2 separate regions of the Homo sapiens genome follow, and region 2 is linked to region 1. Evidence: chromatin loops called from intact Hi-C (ENCODE). Cell type or tissue: natural killer cell. All regions are shown on one strand. Each heading gives the region's core, and the rest is flanking DNA. Links, peaks and the distances in the headings are about the cores only.

What was found. A loop is a pair of places that touch in the nucleus more often than their neighbours do. Peaks named below come from ENCODE experiments on the same cell type or tissue, not always from the same donor. Only the 100,000 strongest peaks of a DNase experiment are listed, where the experiment ranks them.
Region 2: it touches region 1 in a loop (3-fold over the local background); 23 of 110 quality-filtered maps call a loop at or near these places.

Annotation. Positions count from the first base shown.
Region 1 is chr17:67,429,406-67,438,817 of GRCh38, forward strand. The region is part of intron 1 of PITPNC1 (phosphatidylinositol transfer protein cytoplasmic 1); the gene reads left to right. It overlaps LOC124904046 (a long non-coding RNA gene), which reads right to left. Exons shown (of 3, transcript XR_007065881.1): 3 at 8,915-9,412. Among named protein-coding and RNA genes, the nearest start is that of MIR548AA2, 37 kb to the right of the region's middle. In natural killer cell, for the core only: no CTCF peak of the experiment used is centred there; DNase peaks (open chromatin) are centred at 2,375, 4,886, 5,846, 6,564 and 1 weaker place; H3K27ac peaks cover 4,044 bases.
Region 2 is chr17:67,482,558-67,491,969 of GRCh38, forward strand. All of the region lies in intron 1 of PITPNC1 (phosphatidylinositol transfer protein cytoplasmic 1), which reads left to right. Among named protein-coding and RNA genes, the nearest start is that of MIR548D2, 16 kb to the left of the region's middle. RefSeq lists enhancers at 4,777-4,866, 6,716-6,955. In natural killer cell, for the core only: no CTCF peak of the experiment used is centred there; DNase peaks (open chromatin) are centred at 4,194 and 4,644; H3K27ac peaks cover 1,402 bases.

The DNA of each region.
Region 1 (9,412 bases), core at 600-8,599:
TTAAAACAAGGTAGCTGGGCGCAGTGGCTCATACCCGTAACCCCAGCACTTTGGGAGGCCAAGGCAGGTGGATCATCTGAGGTCAGGAATTGAGACCAACCTGGCCATCATGGTGAAACCCCATCTCTACTAAAATTACAAAATTAGCTGGGCGTGGTGGCGATTGCCTATAATCGTAGCTACTCAGGAGGCTGAGGCAGGAGAATCACTTGAACCTGGGAGGCGGAGGTTGCAGTGAGCTGAGATCGTGCCACTGCACTCCAGCCTGGATGAAAGAGCAAAACTCTGTTTCAAAAAAAAAAAAACTTACAAAGTAATTATTTCTACCACCATTATTCTTTTATTCATTTGTCATTTAAAATCTTGTTTTTATGAATTTTATGATTTGAGAGAATTTTCATGTCAAAATATCCTTTCTTTTCTGAAAGAATATTTTAGCATTAAATATTAGAAGGAATACAATTTCAGTAGTTATGTGATGAATAAATTTAGCTTTCTGAAAACAGACCGCACTTGCTTTGTTTTTTCCATTTGGCAATGAACCTGTGCACTAGCATTTAGGAATCATTTAGGAATTATCAGTGTAGTGGAAACAGCCTTGCTTTGAAACAACACAATTTTACTTCCAGTTCTGAATCATTTAATTTTTCTGAACTTCTTTTTACCCATCTGCAAAAGAGGAATCTCAGAGGTATAGCAATAAGGTTTATAAAGGGTTTAAGACAGTTCTGAATGCGCAGGAGTTTATAGATGGTAACGTCTTTTCTCTGGATCATTAATTCTCCTTACTACTCTGTGATTTTAAAAACTTAGAATGTTGGCTAGTGTGGTGGCTCATGCCAGTAATCCCAGCACTTTGGGAGGCTGAGGTGGGAGGGTCACTTGAGGTCAGGAGTTCAAGACCAGCCTGGCCAACGTGGTGAATCCCTGTCTCTACTAAGACACAAAAAAATTAGTCTATAATCCCAGCTACTTGGGAGGCTGAGGCAGGAGGATCGCTTGAACTCGGGAGGTGGAGGTTGCAGTGAGCTGAGATCATGCCACTGCACTCGAGCCTCTGTGACAGAACAAGACTCTGTCTCAAAAACAAAAACAAAAACAAACTTAGAATGTTGGCCAGTGTGGTGGCTCATGCCTATAATCCCAGTGCTCTAGGAGGCAGAATGCTCTAGAGGGTGGAAGCGGGAGGATTGCTTGAGGTCAGGAGTTTGAAACCAGCCTAGGCAAGGTAGTGAGACCTCTGTCTCTAAACAACAACAACAAAACAGCTGGGCGTGGTGGTGCACACCTGTCGTCCCAGCTACTTGGGAGGCTGAGGTGGGAGGATCAGTTGAGGCCGGGAGTTCAAGATCAGCCTGGGCAACATAGTGAGACCCTGTCTCTACCAAAAAAAAAAAAATTAGACATATGCAGTGGCATGTGTCTGTAGTCCCAGCTGCTCAGGAGGCTGAGGTGGGAGGATCCCTTGGGCCCAGGAAGGTTGCAGTGAGAAATGATCACACCACTGCACTCCAGCCTGTGTGACAAAGCAAGACCCCATCTCTTAAAAACAAAACCAAACCACACAACAACTTGGAATGTTGAAAGAAGTTCATTATGTGTTTCCATTTTATGATGAACTATTTCTTTAATTTTTACTCTTTTTAGTTACTGTTTCTTTTTTTTTTTTTTGCGATGGAATATTGCTCTGTCGCCCAGGCCGGAGTGCAGTGGCGTGATCTTGGCTCACTGCAAGCTCCACCTCCCGGGTTCAAGCGATTCTCATGCTTCAGCCTCCCGAGTAGCTGGGACTATAGGCGCCCACCACCACACCCAGCTAATTTTTGTATTTTTAGTAGAGACGGGATTTCACCATGTTGACCAGGCTGGTCTCAAACTCCTGACCTTAAGTGATCCATCCGCCTCAGCATCCCAAAGTGCTGGGATTACAGAGTGAGCCACCGCACCTGGCCTCATGTCTTGTCTTACCTACGGCTTTCCCCCTCTTTCTGCGTTTTCTCCACCCTTTACCGCTGAGTCAGCCTCTGTATACCATTATTCATGATGGGAACTCAGCTTGTCTGACAGTTGGTTTTAAGGCACAATTAGAAAATATTCCTTGATAGTACAATGAGTTTGCAGTTTTTAAGTTGTGGTTTTGGCCAGAGATATTAATAAGGGTTTGGACGTTGAGTGGAATACTAAGAATAAGAAAGGGGATGTGCTTAAAATACATCTCATGTGCCTTCTGTTTAATTACACGGTAATTTGTAAAAGAGACTGGTTTCTGTGGCCTTGAATACTAATATAGACTTTCCCTCACCACAGCTTATCTTCGAGTCATAAACACAGAGGCATGCATAGTTCACACATCTCCATGTATTTTCTGTTTCCAAGGAAGATATGATCACTCTGAAGAACCAAAAGATGAGTCACTCTGAAAACTTTTCTTCCTTTGTCTTAATGTCATGACTGTCTTAACAATTGACTGTGTTTATTTCAGCAACATTTATCTTTAGTCTCTTCTCTTTGGCTCAGTCAGATGTTTTCAGTTTCACCCAGCACGGACCACAGCCATATTACCTCCTATATCCCAGTGGATAACTTCTGCAGGAAAACTTCAGCTACTTGACACTCTTGGGAAACGAGCTGGGTGTTCCTGATAAGAAAGGTTTACCAGAATCTTGTAAAGATGGTTTCTCTAATAATAGCTAACATATTTATAAGCGTGCTATGTTTTAGAACATGGGTGTCCAAACTTTTGGCTTCCTTGGGCCACATTGGAAGAATTGTCTTGGACCACATATAAAATACACTAACACTGGCCGGGTGCGGTGGCTCACGCCTGTAATCCCAGCACTTTGGGAGGCCAAGGCAGGTGGATCACGAGGTCAGGAGATGGAGACCATCCTGGCTAACACGGTGAAACCCCGTCTCTACTAAAAATACAAAAATTAGCCGGGCGTGGTGGTGGGCACCTGTAGTCCCAGCTACTCGGGAGGCTGAGGCAGGAGAATGGCGTGAACCTGGGAGGTGGAGCTTGCAGTGAGCCGAGCTTGCAGTGAGCCGAGATTGCACCACTGCACTCCAGCATGAGCGAGAGAGTGAGACTCCGTCTCAAAATAAATAAATACATAAATAAATAATAAAATAAAATAAAACTAATGATAACTGATGAGCTAAAATAAATAAATAAAGGTCCGTGTATAATTTTTGTGATATCTGCCACCACAGATAAGCCAAAAAGTCCTCTTATTCAAAGGGTTGGACATGGCTGTTTCAGTAACTTCATTACAGGCTTTGTGAACATTATCTCATGTAATCCTAAAACAAAACAAAACAGAACAAAATGACTTTCCCTGTCTCGATTTCCTGAGTGATCTTTGTAAACATCAGCTATTACAGTGTGCTCTTTTGTGTAGATTTCAGGTGTATGTGACTCTTGTAAGCATTCAGCTTACCACTGTTTATTGAGTGATTATTATGTGCCAGATACAGCTCTGGACACAGGTGTGACTAAAACAAACTCCCTGCCCTCAAGGTGCTTATATTCTGGAGGTGGGAGGAGGACCCTGACAACAGCATGGAAATATACAAATATAATATAATGTCAGGTAGCCACAAATATAGCAGGATATAGGGACAGCGAGTGGGGGTGGGGAGAGTGGTGGCGGAAGACCCTTGAGGAGGCGACAGTTGAGCAGAGACCTGGATGAATCGTGGGAGCAAGGCTTGTAGATATTTGGCAAAAGAGCCATTTGATTGTGACTTACGTGGTTCTCCCTCTTCTGCTTTCTATAGTTTTCCTGTCTCCTGGCAGTCAGTGCCAGGAAAGAATTTAGTTGGGCCAGACCAAGGGAAGCCAGACCTAGAAAGGAGGCAAAGCTACAGGTGCAGAGCAGAGATTGCTAAGGTCTTAGCCGCGGGCTGCGGGAGCGAGCCTGGGCGGGCGGGTAAGGCTGTGGAACCGGAGTCTGGAGAGTCTGCTGGCTGCGCACAAACACGGCTGTGCTTCTGGGCAGATGAATGGAGGGCAAGCCAGCCCCGGGCAGAAGATAGAACAGAGAGGAAGCTGGGGAGCCGGGTGCAGTAACTCGAAATCCCAGCACTTTAGGAGGCCGAGGAGGGCGGATCCCTTGAGGCTAGGAATTCCAGAGCAGCCTGGGCAACATAGGGAGAGTCTGGGTGTGGTGGCCTGCGCCTGTAAACCCAGCTACTCGGGAGGCTGAGGCAGAAGGATCGCTTGAGCATAGGAGTTTGAGGCTGCAGTGAGCTATGATTGTGCCACTGTGCTACAGCCTGGATAGTAGAGTGAGACTCCATCTCTAAAAAATAGAAATAAGAAAAAGAGGAAGCCAGGTGCAGGCTCAGGAGGCTGACGCAGGAGGATCACTTGAACCCAGGAGGCTGACGCAGGAGGATCACTGGAACCCAGCAGTCTGAGACTAGCGTGCAAGGATCACCCCTGTGAATAGCCACTGCACTCTAGCCTGGGTGACATAGCGAGACTCTGTCTCCTCCTCCCCATAATAATAATAATAATAATAAAGAGGAATCTGGTGCTGGCATAGAGGTACAGGCTGGATGGGAGGGTGGTCAGGATGGGGCAAGGGGCCGAGACCACAAATGGTCCTGCTCCTGGGGCTTAGAACGGGACCTGGTTCTCCAGGGAGGTGAAGAGGAGCAAGGCCAGAGCTCAGCAGCAGAAGCTGTGGTTTAAGAGAGAGGCTTGATTATAGATGTTAGGAAGTCAAGAGCCCAGTGCCTAGAACCTGGGCTGCAGACGGGGAATGAGGCTTATGGCTCCGTAATGGTGATGTAATGCTGACACCTCAGCTGTGGCACCACAGAGTCCTGTGTTACCCCTCCCTGTGCCCACACAAGATTACCAGAAACTACTTTGCATCCCATTGAATGCAATCTGCTCTGTGCCTCTTTTGTAAAATCTGCCCATTTACACATGGTGTTGCCACCCCAGCCTGGGAACTGAGCAGCAAGAGGAAGCCTCCCACCCGCCCCACTCCCAAGTAGCGTTTCCTTTTCCGGCTCCCACAGGCCCATTACATAACCTTTCTTAGGGCCCTCTGCACAGAGCTGTAATCTTTGGTAGAGGGGCAGGCTGTGCTTTAGAAGCCCGGAGCTCAGGCTGGGCGCGGTGGCTCACACCTGTAATCCCAGCACTTTGGGAGGCCGAGGCAGGTGGATCTCTTGAGGCCAGGAGTTCAAGACCAGCCTGGCCAACATGGCAAAACCCCGTCTGTACTAAAAATACAAAAAAATTTGCCAGGTGTGGTGGTGCATGCCTGTGATCCCAGCTACTCAGGAGGCTGAGGTGGGAGGATTGCTTGAGCCCAGGAGGTGGAGGTTGCAGTGAGCTGTTGCAACAGGGAACAACAGAGTGAGACTCTGCCTCAAAAAAAAAAAAAAAATAAAAAAATAAAAGGCCAGGCTAGGTGGCTCACGCCTGTAATCCCAACACTTTGGGAGGCTGAGGTGGGTGGATCGCCTGAGGTCAGGAGTTCGAGACCAGCCTGGCCAACATGGAGAAACCCCGTCTATACTAAAAATACAAAAATTAGCTGGGCATGGTGGCGGGCACCTGTAGTCCCAGCTACTCAGGAGGCTGAGGCAGGAGAATGACGTGAACCCGGGAGATGGAGCTTGCAGTGAGCTGAGATCACGCCACTGCACTCCAGCCTGGGTGACAGAGCGAGACTCCATCTCAAAAAAAAAAAAAAAAAAAAAAGAAGCCCAGAGCTCAAGATCTGGTCAGACTCCCTGGTTTGAACCTTGGCTCCTCTTGGGCAAATTACGCAACCTCAGTTACTTCATCTGTAAAACGGAAATTATAATAGTACTTACCTCTGCAGGATTCTTGTGAAGATAAAAGCCACAGAACAGTGGCTGGGCCCCAGAAGTGTTAGTGCTTTTGACGTTTCTGTAACCTTCACTAAACGTGACACCCTCCGGGGCCATTGTAGGCATTTTTGTACCCTCAGTGTCTAACATGTTACCCAGCAGGCACATGGATTCATTCAACAAGTATTTATTGAATGCCTTCTTCCAGGCCCTGGGATGCAGGGACATAGCCACCAATGAGACAAACTCCTGCCCCCATGGGGCTGACATTGTGCTGGGGGAGACAGACTGTAAGCAAGTGAACAAGGACACAAATAATACAGTTTCAGGCCAGGTGCGGTGGCCTACACCTGTAATCTCAGCACTTTGGTAGGCCAAGGTGGGCAGATCACGAGGTCAGGAGTTCGAGATCAGCTTGACCAACATGGTGAAACCCCATCTCTACTAAAAATACCAAAATTAGGCAGGTGTGGTGGTGCACATCTGTAATCCCAGCTACTCAGGAGGCTGAGGCAGGAGAATCGCTTGAACCTGGGAGGAGGAGGTTGCAGTGGGCCGAGATCATGCCACTGTACTCCAGCCTGGACAACAGAGCGGGACTTTGTCTACCACCGCACCCTCCCCGCCAAGAAGAACAATTTCAGCTAGTGATAAGTGGTATAAAAAAATAAGTTGGGGTCCTGTAATCGAGTGACCTAAGATGTGTGAGATACATGGTTGGTGGTTTTTTTGTTTGTTCCTTTGTTTTACTTTTTATTTTTTTGAGATACAATCTTGCTGCTCTGTTGCCCCAGGCTGCAGTGTTGTGGTGTGATCATAGCTCACTGCAGCCTCCAATTCCTGGGCTCAAGGGATCCTCCTGCTTCAGCCTCCCAAGTAGCTGGGACTACAGATGTGTGCCACCACACCCAGCCACCCAGCTAATTTTTAAATTTTTTGTAGAGACAGGGTCTCACTTTCTTGCCCAGGCTGGTCTTAAATTCCTGGCCTCAAAGGATCCTCCTGCCTCAGCTGCCTCCCAGAGTGTTGGGATTACAGGCCTGAGCCACCGTGTCTGGCTGGGGGTGCTATTTTAAAAAGAATGGACAGAAAATTTCTGCGAGGATTTGACGTTTGAACAATGGTCTTATCTAAGCGACAATCTGAGAGACAGCTGTCCAGACACAGGGAGCAGCAAGTACTAGCATGGCCTCTTTGTGTTTGAGCCAGGAGAGGAATAAAGGTGAGGGTGAGGGAGGCAAGAGGTAAGCAGAAGGTAGGGAGGCCAGGGAGGGGAAGGAGGGTGATGGAACGAACGTACCGGACAGGGCGTGGAAAGCGTTCGGGGCCTGGCTGGGAGTTTGGGATATGTCCTTTTTGCAATGGGAGCCACTGAGAGTTCTAAAACCAGAAGTGACATAATCTGATTCATGTTTCTTGGCTGTGTGCAGAGCTTTGCAAGAATGGCAACAGGGATAAAAGTCCTGAGACCAGGGAAAACCCAAGGGTCTTGGATTTGTGTGGATGGCTGAGGTAAAGGAGACTCATTCCATGGCCTTTTCTGGAAAGCTGGGTCATCTGTTACCAGTTTTATTGATTGTCTTCTGTAGCAGGTTGAATAGTGTCCCCTCAAAATCTGTGTCTGCCTGGAACCTCAGAATCTGATTGTATTTGAAAATAGGGGTGTTTTTTTTTTTTTTTTTTTTTTTTTTTTGAGACAGGATCTCACTCTGCTTGCCCAGGCTGGAGTACAGTGGTGCGATCACAGTTCACTGCAGCCTTGACTTCCCAGGCTCAGGTGATCCTCCCACCTCAGCCTCCCGAGTAACTAAGACTACAGGCTTGCACCACCATGGCTGGCTAATTTTTGCATTTTTAGTGGAGACAGGGTTTCGCCATGTTGCCCAGACTGGTCTCAAACTCCTAGACTCAAGTAATCCACCTGCCTCGGCCTCCTAAAGTGCTGGGATTACAGGTGTGAGCCACTGCACCTAGCCGGCAGTAGGGTTTTTGCAGATGTAATTAGTGAAGGGCCTCAAGATGAAATAATCCCGAAATTAGAGTGGGACCTGTATCCAATGACTGATGTCCTTATAGGAAGGGGAGCGGACATAGAGAGACACAGGGAGAAGATAGCCCCTTGAACATGGAGGCAGAAGTTGGGGTGTTGCAGCCACGAGCCAGGGAACGCCTGGGGCCACCAGAAGCTGGAAGAGGCAAGGACAGATTTCCTCCAGAGCATGGCCCTGCTGATACCTTGATTTTGGGCTTCTACCCTGCAGAACTGCGGGAGAACACATTTCTGTTGCTTTAGGCACTTGGTGATACTGTGTTTCTGCAGCCCTAGGAAACTAATGCACCTCCTAAGCATCACTGGTTTCTTAGGAATATTTGCATTGGGGTGCAGGCATGAGAGAGGCCTCATCAGGAAGACTGGCCATTCTATAGACCTTCCTTAAGCCCTGGAGAGGTGGGTGGTCTTACCAGGAACTCAAAGGAGCTCTAAGATCCCAGAGGAGGTCCCTGAGAACGAATGAACAAATGAATGAATGAAAGGGCCCAAGGCCGAGTGCGGAGGCTCGGGCCTGTAATCCCAGCACTTTGGGAGGCCGAGGCGGGCGGATCACTTGAGGTCAGGAGTTGGAGACCAGCCTGGCTAGCATGGCGAAACCCCATCTCTACTAAAAATTACAAAATTTAGCTGGGCGTGGTGGCACACATCTGTAATCCCAGCTGCTGGGGAGGCCAAGGCAGAGAATTGCCTGAACCTGGGAGGCGGAGGTTGCAGTGAGCGGAGATCTCGACACTGCACTCCATCCTGGGCGGCAGAGCGAGACTCTGTCTCAAAAAAAGAAAAAAAGAAAAAAAAAGAAGAGAAAAGAAAAAAGAAAAACAAAGATCCTAAGACAGGGCTGTGTCTGACCTTCAGGTCACTCAATAGCCCTAGCCATGAACGTTGTAATTGACCCTCTGCAGCACATAGACCTCTAGTCAGTGCAGCCACCATCATTCCGCTGTGTGCCTTCTAAGCTGTTCTGGGTTGTAAGATCTTTGTTAGAATTTGGATAAAGAGAACAGAGTTCTAAGTGACTTTTTTTTTTTTTTTTTTTCTGAGACAGAGTCTCGCTCTATCGCCCAGGCTGGAGTGCAGTGGTGTGATCTCCGCTACTGCAACCTCTGCCTCCTGGGTTCAAGAGATTCTCCTGCCTCAGCCTCCCCAGTAGCTGGGATTACAGGCACCTGTCACCATGCCTGGCTAATTTTTGTATTTTTAGTACAGACAGGGTTTCACCATGTTGGCCAAGCTGGTCTTGAACTCCTGGCCTCAAGTAATCTGCCTGCCTCGGCCTCCTAAAGTGTTGGGATTACAGGCGTGAGCCACCGTGCCCAGCTGGGCCTAAGTGACTTTCTAATGCACAGAATGTGTGAATTTTAGAATATGATCTTTTACCATCCAGTTTTCTGGACTCAGAAGTAACTTTTCCTTCCTCTCTTTTAAATGTTCATTAGGTCAAATTAGAACTGAAGAAGCAACCCTGAGGTATAATACTCTGCCCCAGCAACAAAAAGCAGTACTGCTGCTGACTTACGGCTA
Region 2 (9,412 bases), core at 970-8,969, 54 kb after region 1:
GACCTCTTCTTTAACCTACCCTGAATGTAGTCCCTTAAAACATGATGGAATCCACATTTGGTATTTCCCTGCTATTTCATGAGATGCAACAAAATGTTTCAAGGGAGACAGTAGGAACCATTTGGTGCTTTGGTGATCTTTTCAGGAAAATCTGGTTTCGGAAGCCCCATAAGGCGAGAATTATTGCAAATAAGGCCCAGATTTGAAAATTGCTGTTTTGCAAATTGTGCTTATTCTAGGAATAATGATTTCTACAGCTGGGAAGAACTTTAAAAATTGGGTGAACCAGTTGCCTGCTTTGACAGATGAGGTACTGCAATGCAGAGAGGTCAAGCTAGTTGCTGGGGTCACCTAGCTCATTTGTGACAAAACTAGGAACCGTGGGTCTGACTCAGTCCTCTGCCCTGCCGCCCTGTACCACAGTAGGCCTCTCTATATTATGCCGCTTGGTAGTCACCCACCTTGCTTCCTACCATCAAAAGGAACTTCTGGTAGAAACTCCTTTCACAGCCTCCTGATCTGCAGGAGTGATGAATTTAGCCTGGGATGAACTGGGAGTGGCAGAGCCATCTTTAAACCCCAGGTCCTTTCTGGATGCTTTGTTTGCAGAAGAGCTGCAGAGATCATGAGGGACATTTCTTGATTCATATTAATCAGAAACTCATTTGGGGCAGAATTTGAACTTGTAGCCAATTTTATAAGGAAGTTTCACAGCTAAAACCTCTCTGTGTTGTAAAAGGAGGTCATACTACCCTAAAATGTCACAAAACATTTTACTTCTTCCAAAAGTACAAGTAATCCTGGTATCCAGATAAAGAAGTTTTAATTTGTTTTTATTGGTTTACCTTGCCTCAGAGTTCTGAGTGTTGGATTTTCACTGTGACAACAAAAATAAAATATTTCCTGCTTATTGTAAAGCGGTCAAAGAGCTGAAAAGCAATACCATCTTTTAGAATGCATTTCTTACCCTTCTTTGATCAACATTAAGATGCGTTGCCACTCTGGGGTATGATTCTGGTTTGATCGTTGCAGTGTTTTGGAAAATGTTTGATGGCCTATAGGTTTATTGATTTCAAAGACTGTAAATCCATCTGCCCATCTATCCATCATTCACCCTCCTATCTGAGAGCAGTGTGGGAAGCTTCTACTGAAGTACCAATAACTTGGATTGGTAGCCTTCAAGCCCTGGGGGGACTTGGTAATTCCACACTTAAGTTTTTCTACCTGAAAAACATATAGCTCTTAAATTTCAAAATACAGCTTCGTTTATGCCTGAAGAGGAGAAGTTTCATAACGCAGCCAGCACTGTTGGTTGTCATGCAATAACCATTCTCCCTTCACCCTTGCTAACGTTTTCTTTCTTTTTTTTTTTTTTTTTGAGGTGGAGTTTTGCTCTTGTTGCCCAGGCTGGAGTGCCGTGGCATGATCTTGGCTCACTGCAACCTCCACCTCCCAGGTTCAAGCGATTCTCCTGCCTCAGCCTCCCAAGTAGCTGGCATTACAGGCATGTACCACCATGCCTGGCTTATTTTGTATTTTTAGTAGAGACGGGGTTTCTCCATGTTGGTTAGGCTGGTCTCGAACTCCCCACCTCAGATGATCCGCCTGCCTTGGCCTCCCAAATTACTGGGATTACAGGGGCGAGCCTCCACACCCAGCCTGTTAATAACGCTTTTCTTCATTCCATTTTCTTGCCTGTGAGATGTGCATAAGACCCAGCTCAGAGAGTTGTTGTTGGTTCCTACTCTCTAACTTTGCCTAATTAGATTTCTGTTAAGCTTGAGATCATTTATAGCCAACTTTTTCCATATTAAAATCATAAGCCTCTGTTGAAAGGTTTTGTTAGTCCAAATTGGAACCGTCTTGACTTCGCATCAAATCATTCATCTCTAGCTCAGTCGCCACATAAGCTTGTATAATTCTCTCAGGGCTTCTGTCATTGTTAATTTACATCTGACCTTGTTCTGAAAACTATTTAAGGCAGTGGAGCCCTAACTTAGAACTTGCTGGCTTTTAACTTTGCCAGTTGGTCTGGACCTGTGAAAATATTTATCCAATCCCCTAAGAAATCAGAGTAAAGATTTTCATGAAAACTTCTAGCCGGGCACAGTGGCTCATGCCTGTAATCTCAGCACTTTGGGAGGCCGAGGTGGGCGGATCACTTGAGGTCAGGAGTTCGAGACCAGCCTGGTCAACATGGTGAAACCTAGACTCTACTAAAAATACAAAAATTAGCCAGGTGTGATGGTGTGTGCCTGTAATATCAGCTACTTTGGAGGCTGAGGTAGGGGAATCGCTTGAACCCGGGACATGGAGGTTGCAGTGAGCTGAGATCATGCTACTGCACTCCAGCCTGGGTGACAGAGCGAGACTCCATCTCAAAAAAAAAACTTCCAAAACCATTTTTACATATTGGTTTATTTTGACTCTTGATCGTTGTGCCAAGAAAGTTGATTATGACTAGCGTTTCCATCTTACAAATAGGGAAATGGAAAACTCAGAAAGGTCAAGTGACTTCCCTGAGGTTGGTAAGGAGTGGTAGAGCCAGGATTTGAACCTGGGCAGTGTAGCCACAGGGTCCTCACTCTTAACCACTTGGCTAAACTGTCTTCATATACGTATGTATGCATGTGTTTGGTTCCCGGTGGTGATGCCATGGGGAGCATTTACCATGAGCGCAGTGGGAAAAGCATGGAGCATGCTGGAAGGCATGGATGCTTACATTTTCATTCCGGATTTGTGGATTTTGCACTAGGGTATCTGCTAGGCCATGAACTAGAATTGTGTACTGAGAGTCATCATTAGTTGGGTGATTTTTTTTTTTTTTTTTTTTTGACATAGGCACTGCTCTGTCGCCCAGGCAGTGGTGTGATCTTGGCTCACAGCAACCTCCGCCTCCTGGATTCAGGCGATTCTCCTACCTCAGCCTCCTGAGTAGCTGGGATTACAGGCACTCACCACCACCCCTGGCTAATTTTTGTATTTTTAGTAGAGATGGGGTCTCACCATGTTGGCCAAGCTGGTCTCTATCCACCCACCTCAGCCTCCCAAAGTGCTGGGATTACTGGTCTCAGCCGCCGCACCCGGCCAATTAGTTAGATCTTTCTACGGAAGAACAACTGACTTGCCAATTTAGTCTGTAAGATCAGGAGTTGAGGGACATTGGAACTACAGAAAAACATTATTAAAGATGACTCTTAAGATGTCAAGAGGAAAGAAAAATGACTTCTTCGGTCAAAAAAAGAGCAAAAGCTATCACGCTGTATGAGCCACAAGCTGAAGGCTGTCTTCTGGGGGCGGCTTAAATGCATTAGATTAGTCTGCAATGTGGATTAAGGGACCGTGGGATTTAATAACTTGCGTATTAAAGAATGGCTCTGCAAATGTTACCCTAACATAAAAATGTAAGCATTCTAATTGAATTTAGAAGCAATAGTATTAAAATTTCTTCTGGTGATGCTCCTTAGACGCATTAAATAAAATATCAAAAGTCACAATTGATTAAACTGAAACTTTAGCATGAGAGTTATTAAGCATTAAATTCTGCTGCTAGAGGTTTTTATTTTATTTTTTCCTGACATGTACTCAGAAAATTCTCCCTTTACATAATTTATGGTCATTCTGCTGTTTAAATGTGCCAAAAAATGTTCTCGGAGTTTTGGCAGTGTTTTGAAATAGAGTATATTATCTTAGTCTTGGGCTATATATATATAATGAACACTCAATATATATTGATGGTGGTGTTTTCATGAGTTGAAGTCTCGCTGTGGGCAAAGGAAGGAATAGGCTATTCTATTACATCTGATGCTTAGCCTGCCTTTAATGAGTAATGTAGAAAAATAGACCTCTTCTTCCTCCTATGGCAAGTCTGTATGTAGTCTTGCTAAGCTTGTGTCTGCCCACAAATCCTAATGAGAAGATGGCATTGATCGGAGATGGTAGCAAAGTACAGCTGGGATACTGCTGTCCATATGTTCCATGGTTCCAGAATTCCAAGGACTACAGACAGCCTTGTAGAAATCACAAAGCATGAGTGATAGTTATAAGCAAAGAGGTCTTCTCCTTTTTATCCAAGGACAAGCAAATGGCAGGGAGGCAGAAAGGTGACGTTTTGAATCTGTAGACACATAACGAGGAATGTGGTTGACTGAAAAGTGTCTATGCATTTAGGGCGGTGAGAGCAGACAGTTAGGGGCATCCAGGAAACCTCCTCCTCTCTTGCCTTTCAGGGTGTCTCCTGGAGTCCCGAGTGTGGCATGTTCTGCATTCAAGAGTATTGTGGAGGCCAGACGTGGTGAAACCCCATCTCTACTAAAAATACAAAAATTAGCTGAGCGTGGTGGTGCATGTCTGTAATCCCAGCTACTTGGGAGGCTGAGGCAGGAGAATCACTTGAACCTGGGAGGCGGAGGTTGCAGTGAGCTGAGACTGCACCACCGCACTCCAGCCTGGGCAACAGAGCAAGACTCTGTCTAAAAAAAAAAGAGTACTGTGGAATTCATTCTTATGTAGCTGTATGAAAAAGAAAACCAACATCATAAAATATGAGTACTAGTTTGAAGTCCATTACAGACAAATCACACCATTTTTATGTTAGACCACCCCAACCACTTCCCTTTTTTGTTTTTGTTTATTTTGACAGGTTCTCGCTTTGTCACCCAGGCGGAAGTGTAGTGGCACGATCTCAGCTCACTGCAACCTCTGCCTCCCAGGTTCAAGCAATTCTCTTGCCACAGCCTCCTGATTAGCTGGGATTATAGGCACTCACCACCACACCAGGGTAATTTTTGTATTTTTAGTAGAGGTGGGGCTTCACCATGTTGACCAGGCTGATCTCGAACTCCTGGCCTCAAACGATCCACCCACCTCGGCCTCCCAAAGTGCTGGGATTACAGGCATGAGCCACCACACCCAGCCTCCTTTTTGTTATTGCTCAGATTTACAGAAATTTATTTTGCAAAATTTTACCTCGAAGAAACAAGCGAGTGTTTCTCTGTATCCATCTGAGCTCAGGAGGATGCCCAAGTGAAAGGTGTTTAATCCAACTTCTGTTGAATGATTGACTTCTCAGGGACTGTTAATTTGTAAACTCTAAGAAAGGGGGAAAGTTTAAGTTTTTCCGGCTGCCAAACTTTGGGCTTCATGGTGAATCATCAGGACAGGCTTTCTAGGCCAAGTGTAAGCGCTGTTCTGGGGGCCACTGGTCTGAGGGTGGGGGAGCAGGATGTGTTTATTTAGATGCACGGCCAGAGTTCACACACTTGGGGTTTGGGATCAGCCTCCAGGGCCTAAGTAATTTCTCCCAGGAGATGTCTTCGCATCTTATACCCTGTATAGGATCATCACGGACTGCTGATTGAAGAAAAGGGTTAGGACCACTGATCAGAGAGAAGCTACGATTTTTTCTTTTCTGTCTGTCACAGAGGTGTCAGTAAAGGAGAAAGCTTACTTGAAAGGTTTGGATTACCGAGCAGCTCAAAAGAGCTGTTGCTGGCGGGATTTTCTCCTTGCTGAAGTTTTTCTTTGCCCCTAGAATACTAAGCAAAAAGGAAAGAAAAGATGAAAGGTAAGTCCCTCTTTAAAAATACATTGAGTCAACCCATCGCAGAAAAATACAGATTTCTCAACTGACAAATAAGCGGCATCACTGCATTTGGGAATCAGAAAAAGTCCCCACGATAAAGTTATTTGGGAATTAATCAACACTTGGCTCATCCTAGGCGTGGAGCGCTTCGGAATTCACCTCGTGTTGCTTGGAAGCTGGCAGCCCGGTTGTTATATAATGTGAACCCAGAGGCCTGCCAGACGGCCCTCCCTGTGCCCCGGGGGAGTTACAAGGCTCTGTAACTCTTGGAGTCAGTCAATCCTGCAGAACAGAGTCCAGGGGCCTGGTGTGTGCTGTGTTTTACAGATGACACATTAACCTTTGAAATTCTGTCCTCAGTCACCTTCATCAATGCCTGAGCGAACGAAGGAAGGGCCACATGTGGGCTCTTTTTTTGTTCACTTTTCCAAATGGAGATAAGACATGTAACAAAATTTACCATCTTAACCATTTTTAAATGTACAGTTCTGTGTTATTAAGTGCATTCCTATCGTTGTACCAGTATCACCACTATCCATCTGCAGAACTCTGCATCTTGAAACTCTGTGCCTGTTCAGTGGTAACTGCCTGTTCCCCTCCTGGCAGCCCCTGGCAGCCGCCCGTCTCTGAATTTCAGAGCCACTTTCTGTCCCTGAGTTTGACTACTCTAGGTACTCACATAAGTAGAATCACACTGTATTTGTCCTTGTGTATCTATCTGGCTTATTTCTCTTAGCGTAATATCCTCAAGGTGCATCTGTGTGGTAGTGTGTATCAGAATTTCCTTCCTTTTCAGGAGTGAATAATATTCCATTGTACGGATATACCATGTTTTGTTCATCCATCCATCCCTCCGTGGATGGACATGGGTTGTTTCCACCTTTTGACTATTGTGAATAGTACTGCCATGAACACAGTTATACAAATACCTGTTTGAGCCTCTGCTTTCTGTTCTTTGGGGTACTTTCCCAGAATTGGAATTGATGGGTCATACGGTAACAGACTCCTTTTTTAAAAAAGAAAAGTATCTTGAGAACTTGGGAGAGCCACCCTAGGAGTACTTACTGGGCTGGATTGTTTGCTCCGTCTCCTTTTGCCTCCAGGTACAGCCCATAGGCCTCTGTCCTCACAGATGTGGTATGGAAGAGTGGCCCTGTTCCAGGGTGAGATCACCAGTGTAGACCTTCTCAGTTTGACCCTACATCTGATGAACCCCCAAAAGCACAGAGAGGATCTCAGAATGAACTAAAGATCATGGGCTATAAATGACTCCTTCCTTCTCCTTTTCTTCCTTGGATGACAAAGATTGTGGTCACTATACAGTTATGGTGGCCTCAAGTCTGGTAAATCAATGATGTTTCATGTTAGCTGCTCACGGGATTCACCTTGTGGCTTATTGATGTCCAGACCCCGCCTCTGATCCCGCCTCTAGAGATTCTGATTTCATTGGTTTGAGTCCTGGCCTCAGCATGGGGACTTTTGAAAGCTTCCAGGCGAGTCTAATATGCAGCCAGGGTTCTGTAGCACCCAAGTGAATTACTGAACCCGAACCTTTTCTCAATCCCTTTCATGCTGTCTGTTGTCTTTTTGGTTATTTCTTTTTTCTTTTTCTTTTTTAATTTGAGATGGAGTCTCGCTCTGTCCCAGGCTAGAGTGCAGTGATAGGATCTTGGCTCACTGAAACCTCTTCCTGCCAGGTTCTAGCAATCCTCCCACCTTAGCCTCCCGAGTAGCTGGTATTACAGGTGTGCACCACCACGCCCGGCTAATTTTTGTATTTTTAGTAGAGACGGGGTTTCACCATGTTGGCCAGGCTGGTCTCGAACCTCAAGTGATCCATCCCCCTCGGTCTCCCAAAATGCTGGGATTGCAGGCGTGAGCCACCACACCCAGCCAGGTTATTTCTTTGGAGCATATCTTCAGATTTGTACATCTCAGCCCAAGGTTTAAAGATTTGGAAACAGGCTTTTCTGTGTGTGTGTGTGTGTGTGTGTGTGTGTGTGTGTGTGTGTGTGTGTGTTTTAATTAACGAGGATGCATTATGTAACTTTGGAGCTAAGAATGAGGAATGAGGATGCATTATGTAACTTTGGAGCTAAGAATGAGGAGACCTGGGTCATACTTGTGTGTGTGTGTGTGTTATTATCTAACCAGGGATAATGAATTATTTAACTTGGCAGGATCTCAGTTTGTTGTTGTTGGTTTTTTGTTTTTTGTTTTGTTTTTTTTTAAATCTTGGCTTTAAAATTAGGGCATAGATTGGCAAACCAGATAAAAGAATGAAATTAATGATTTTTTTAAAAATGTCCCCTCTAGCTCTGACATACCACGACTCTGAATGAACAGGTGGAATTGATGGGGAGTGAGGAGGCTTGGAGAGAGAGCCCCCGGGTGTGAACCCATCCTGTTCTAACAATAATGAGCTTTGGGATGAAGAGCCTCCCCGCAGGCAGGGGACTGCTGGGAGTTTCTGGTGTCCCAGAAGAAGCCTTCAGGGCAGCTCTGATCAGTAAATAAAAGGATACGAAATAAAAATCTCAAAGGATCCGTAATGAATAAGAAAGCAGGAATGTCGTCCCCAGGGAGAAATGAGTTGGGGGCTTTGTCAGTCACGAGAGAACATAGCACAGGACTCTGGGTCCAATGGAGCTGAACGTCAGCGCCTCTGTCCCCACGAAAATAGTAACTTCCCTGACACCATCCACCTGATGCCAAGAGCTGTTTATATCAACATTTCTTCTCGGGATTCTTTCAAACTTTATACTTACTTCTCTCCTCCTCTGATTCTATTCAAGGAATGTGAATGGCTGAGGTTTTGTTTTGTTTTGTTTTCCTCTCTAGATTAGCACAGCTAATACAGTGGAATTGTGATGCCAGGGTCTATTAGTGTAGAGAAACAAAGAATGCAGTCCTGCCCTGGGCACCAGGGTTTACTTCCATGGTGACTTCTTCTTAAGCCCATGGGAAAGTGAGAGGGAGGTGACCTCCTCACAGTCGGCTCAGCCTCTGGAGCCCGGAGCCGGAGCCAGCCCCATAGTGTGTGGCCATCAGGATGACGCAGAGAGGCGTGTGAACGCAGCCGGCCACTGCAGCTGGTGCACTTGACTCTGGGCAGCGCGTTCCCAGGAACCCGCAGGACACTGAGGACCGTGCGTGATGTAACCCAGATCTGCCAGATGTGGGAGCCAGCATGAGTCACAATGCCGGGCCGTTCATTAAGAAATGCTTTCTGGGTCATCTGGGTGCAGGGCACTGCTGCTTCCCTGCTGTCCAGGGTTGGAGGCATCAAGTCTGCCCACCAGGAATCCCCAAGTTCATGAACATCTGTCTAAAATTATAGCCTGGTTTTCTGAGCTGATGTGGCACAGAGCACACGCACGCTGATGGTCTCTGGCTTGTAATTTGTTAAAGGATCTCACCACTTTGGTTAGTGGTGGGAAATCAGATAATAAAAACATACGCCCAGGTGGGAGGGTCACTTGAGGCCAGGAGTCTAAGACCAGCTCCAGCAACATAGTAAGACTCCGTTTCTGCAAAAAGATAAAATTACCTGGGCATGGCATGCCTGTAGTCCTAGCTACTTGGGAGGTTGAGGTGGGAAGATGGCCTGAGCCCAGGAATTCAAGGCTGCGGTGAGCTGTGATCACACTACTGCCTCCAGCCTGGGTGACAGAGTGAGACCCTGCCTCAAAACAACGACAAAACCAAAAACCAAAAACCCCAAAAGTGTAAGTTGCTGTGAGGTTTCTGCACATTTTAGTAAGATCAGAAATGAGGTGGGGTGTTGGGAGAAGCCAAAAACTGTGCTGGCATTGTGCCAGTGAAATG